2 separate regions of the Homo sapiens genome follow, and region 2 is linked to region 1. A link is a loop called in an ENCODE intact Hi-C map of the cell type or tissue named here. Cell type or tissue: heart right ventricle. All regions are shown on one strand.

Region 1 (2,500 bases):
TTCAAATTAGCCGTAGATTCAGCTCACAATTTTACCCTGTGGGCTCCCTGACAATCCCAGTCCACCTGACTGGCATAGTCATGCTTTTTGCTTGGGAAACTGGATTCAAGGTCTAAAAAACTGTCATGTGTAGTTATCAATAATTTTGTCTGGCCTTTTTCAAGAAAGCTGTATAGAACTGAGTTTTTAATGTAATACAGCTGTGTTTCATTCATTTGATGAAATGGTACACTTCGTGGTAACTTTGGCTCGCTTGTGGTGACCAAATGCTAGAACATACATGATTGTAATATTTTTCTATGCTGTCGTATGGGTTACAAAGCTGCCTTCCTGTAGCAGGCTGGGAAACTATCAAAATGTCGCTGTTACTCTTGATCCAATATATAATACAGCTACTACGATCTACATTGGGCATTGTTATTGTTGTAGTGACTAAGTATTTTAATTTTTCAATTTGGATGGAGTTTTCACCATGGTTTAGAACAGGCCCTGTCTCCTGACCAGGTCCATTTGTAATACACCACCCAGTACAATAGTGAGGGACAAATGAACCCAAGTAGTGAAGTTTTGTGTAGAATTCTCTTGCCTTTCTGGTTCTTAGCCTTGAAGGGTTCAAATGTTAATTTAATGCTTAGGTCATGTTACATACCTCATAGACTCAGGAAGATCCTTTTTGGGAGAATGCAGGATGTGCTGATTTAGTAGTAGAAATTAAAGGACGCCAGGATTCCCAAACCAAAGTCAATTCCTCCAGTGGCTTCTGGACAAATGATGTGGGTTTACTCTCCAGGAAAAAATTGTATTTATTTTTTCCTCATTTAGAAAGATAAGTGGTATTTGGTGGGTAATCTAAAGAAAAACAAACAAACAAAAAAACAACCAGAACTGTGCCTTTTTTTTGAAAATGATCCCTGGAAGCCAAAGCAGCCAGGATTTTGAGGAGCCCAGGTTAGGGTCCTTACTCTAGCCCCAAGCTGCTTGTGCCCTCTGCTGGATGGAATCAGACTTCTAGTTTTCATCTGAAGTGGTCACCCACCCACCCCATCCATCCATCCATTTGTCCATTTTACAACAGTGTTTGTGGAAGGCACTGTTAGGGGTGAGGGTTGGGGGCAATACAGATGGGCAGACCCTGTGTCATTGCTCAGGGAGTTCACAGTGTATTCATCCACTATAATAGGGTATGTTCCATAGAATTTGTCTTTCTGTTGTTAAAATCACGTCAGTCCTTTTTAGGGCCATACCTAGCGTCTGCTTTCTGATCTACAAGTAGAGTGGAGCTCTGAATGTTAAATGACAGGGATAAAGACCAAAGGACATCTGCCGTAATTCCTCAGTCAAAATTAAGGTCTGCAAGGTTGGAGGGTCCAGATGCTCACCCCTACTGGAGGAACAGCTCAGAATAAATGAGGTGTCTCCTTAGCAGCAGGGGCTGTAAATGCTGGCAAGAGAAAAGTATGGGTTATAAGAGCTGGCACTGTGACAGGATTTTTTTCCCCTGTTTTTTAGTTTAGTTGTCTCCCACCCCTTGTAGTACCAGTAGCAATATATTCCCATCGTCTGCTTTGCCTCTGCCACCTGCAGAAGGGTCTGGCAAGTGGGGGAGGAGCCTGCAGCTGTTGCCTGGAAAAGGAGCTGGCTCCTAGCAACAGTATCAGCAGGCCCTACAACTGAGAGCACCAAGTTTGTCCTTTGAGGTCTTACCCTTCCTTTCATACAGTTCAGCAAATATCTTTTGAGGGCTTACTTAGTACTAGGCACTATGTCAAGCCTGAGAAAGATAGATGAATCAAATAAGTACCTTGCCTTCAAAAAGCTCACCACTCTGGGTACATTAACAAGTGAACAGACATAGTACATGGTCCTAAGTGCTATGTAGGAGAGACTGGGTGCTCTGGGAAAACCAGACAGGCACGTACTGGTGCAGGGGTTAGGGAAGGTTTCCCAGAAGAGGGACGAAGTTAATGATGAGTAGGAATTAGCTAGGTCAGGTAGGCAGAGAAGGATGTTCCAGCCAAAGGGAACAGAACGAGCAATGGCCAGTGGGACATGAGAGCATGGCCAGTTTACCTGGGTAGTATGACAGGGCCAAAGAGTAGGACATAAGGAGATGAGCAGGAAAGGGTGAGGCTCTAGGGCTAGGCAGAGTACTCTTCTCTCATGTGCTTTTATACACATAATTATCCTTGAGAGAAACATGGATAGTACTGATTCCCACACACAGGTTCATTGTTTCATCTCCAGAGACTCAGCATTTTTGATCACGGACCTAATTGTGTGCTGACACTCATAAGTGCCTTCAGGGCCACATTGTGGCCCCACATTGATGCAGAAGAAGCTGAGTTGGTTCACTCTAAAACTCAATCAGATTATTTTAGGGATATTATCAGGCATGTATGATATTCTACCTCTCTTCTCCCTTTAAATTGTAGAAATAATCCTCAAATACCTTCATTTTATGTAACATAGCAATTTTTCATGTATTTTGAAATCTCATGGT
Region 2 (2,500 bases), 89 kb before region 1:
AAAATGGAACAAACCCATATTGTGTTCTAGGAAAGGGTTCAGGGAGAAGAGAGTCCCCTCTACTGGGACCAAAGGCAGGAGCTCCTCTTACAGAAGAACCTAAGAGCTCATGTTATCCAACTCTATAAAGCCAGTATCATGTGGATTTCAAAACAGAGGACTTCAATAAGAGGAACACAGAAACACAGACATGCACATGCACAAACCCACGCTGAACTGTGCAGAAGGATGAAAGGGTCTGGCCCTCTGTGCTTAAAGCTAACACTAACAGAATTGATACACCTGCCCATGTTTTATGGCACCACACAGCAAAATAAAAATAGAATCTCTTACTTTCCTCATTAGCTGGACTTGGCTGCAGCAACTGTTTGGTTTGGAGTAGCTGTAGTTGTTGGGAGATGGTCCATCTCTGGTGCATCAAAAAAGTATGCCTGTGGGGAAAAAAAGACCCAGGAGGGAGTTAAAAAGACAGTGGTCCGGGTAAGTGTTTTTTTAGACTCCATGCTAACAGTACTTTTGGACTCTCACAGCCCCTAAGTTCTTCCTACCATATTTGCCATCACACTAAACTACAACCATCTCTGTTTACGTTTGTCTCACTAAATTGTGCATACTTTAAAAAATTTAGCTATCATGTACTGAGCACTTACTATATTACATGACTTACTCTTAATAACCCTATGAGGTTGTTAGGATTATCCTCATTAGACAGATAAAGAAACTAAGGCTCAGAGAGACTGTCATTTGATCAGGTGAACATGGCTAATGAGTGGTGAAGCCAGAACTCAAAGCTAGGTCGGTCTGACTCCAAAGCACAAGCTCTTAATCACAACATTATACAGTCTTTCCTCCAGGGCAAAGACTTCTTCATCTTTGTGTCACCAGCACCCCTGCACAGGGCCTGGCACAGTATGTAACCAATCAATACCTAATGAACTGAACTACATTAGCTTGCTGCTAAACTAGTTAGTTGGCTTTCTGCAAATACCTTGAAAAGAGAGTGCTAGGCATGCTTTCCCTAAAAATTCTTCAGCTGGGAAATGAAAGGTTTGCTAAGTGCTTCCACTCACCATCTACAATTTAACGGTCAAAAGTCAGAAGGAGGTAAAGGAGGGAAGACATAAGGTCTAGAGAAGCCTAACTTGAGCGAAGCCAAACTTGAGCCCAGGAAAATACCAATCTCACTACCCTTGAATACTGGTTGTTCAAAGGAAAGGTGAATCTGTTACTACATCAAGGCTCACTGAATGTTCATGATACCCCCTTGGGGTCAGTGCCCTTAGGAAGGTACACTGTTGGAAAGCCAACAACCATTTTTCACCAGCTCTGCTCTCTATCAGCCAGAAGGGGGCACCAACACAACATGTTGGAGCTCTCCCCTACCTGTTGCTATTCCATGTTAACTCTTTTTGAAAAGTTTCCAGATGATGTCTTTCTCTGCAGACTCCCTCTAGTTTGCCCCATTCCCAAAGCAACTCTATTACTTTTAAGAGGCTTCCTCCTTAGGAACCCTTCCAGCAGCTGTTTTCTGGGGCAAGGAAAGAAGAGTCCCTAACTTAAGTGGGGGATGGGGCCACAGTGCTAGTGCTGGGCTCCTCCAGTTCTCCCTCAGGTACACTGTGCCACAAGCCCCCAGGATGCAGGAACAAAGCCTTTCTTCCAGGCTACTGCAGGGTGCCCTTGTAAGACAGAATGAGCAAAGAGGCCCAGCTTCTACACCTGGCTCTGCTATTAGCTCACACTGTGACTTTGGACAAGTCGCTCCACCTGCTTTGGCCTCAACTTTCTGATCTATAAAATTAAAGGATTAGAAAAGATGATCTTGGGGCTGGTGTGGTGACTCAAGAGAGAGAGAGAGATTGGGTGTGGTGGAGAGAGAAGGAAAGAGAGTGAGAAGGAGAGAGAGAAGGCAGGCAGGGAAGGAAGGAAGGAAGGGAGGGGGGAAGGAAGGAAGGAAGGGAGAGAGAGAGGGAGGGAGGGAGGGAGGGAAGAAAAGTAAATAAGATCTCAGCTGGGTGTGGTGGCTCACACCTGTAATCTCAGCACTTTGGGAGGCCAAGGCAGGTGGATCATTTGAGGCCAGGAGTTCAAGACCAGCCCGGCAAACATGGTGAAACCCCACCTCTACTAAAAATACAAAAATTAGCCAGGCGTGGTGGCACATGCCTGTCATCCCAGCTACTCAGGAGGCTGAGGGACAAGAATTGCTTCAGCCCAGGAGGCAGAGGTTGCAGTGAGCCTAGATCACACTGCTGCACTGCAGCCTGGGTGACAGAGGGAAACTGACTCAAAAAGAAAAGATGATCTCTTAGGGCCATTCCTTGAACAATCTTGAATTCTATGATTCATTAATTCCAAAAATGCTTAATAACAATCACAGCCATCATTTGGGGAATGCCTACTGTGCACCAGACATATACTTGATCATTAATCTGCTCAAAAGTGCTGTAACAGGCCATTTTATCCCTTTTAAAGATGAGAAAGCTGAGGCTCAAAGAAA

The links. Hi-C counts contacts between places; a loop is a spot of excess contacts. Peaks named below come from ENCODE experiments on the same cell type or tissue, not always from the same donor. Only the 100,000 strongest peaks of a DNase experiment are listed, where the experiment ranks them.
Region 2: a loop joins it to region 1, with 2.6 times the contacts of the local background. A loop is called at or near these places in 63 of 110 quality-filtered maps.

The regions. Positions count from the first base shown.
Region 1 is chr1:53,948,232-53,950,731 of GRCh38, forward strand. The region is part of intron 2 of LRRC42 (leucine rich repeat containing 42); the gene reads left to right. Among named protein-coding and RNA genes, the nearest start is that of LRRC42, 3.1 kb to the left of the region's middle. RefSeq lists silencers at 845-1,139, 913-962. In heart right ventricle, a CTCF peak has its summit at 977 (motif pointing left); no DNase peak of the experiment used is centred here; H3K27ac peaks cover 381 bases.
Region 2 is chr1:53,859,723-53,862,222 of GRCh38, forward strand. YIPF1 (Yip1 domain family member 1) reads right to left here. Exons shown (of 11, transcript NM_018982.5): 10 at 334-431. The coding sequence ends at 342. Among named protein-coding and RNA genes, the nearest start is that of NDC1, 23 kb to the left of the region's middle. In heart right ventricle, a CTCF peak has its summit at 1,347 (motif pointing right); no DNase peak of the experiment used is centred here.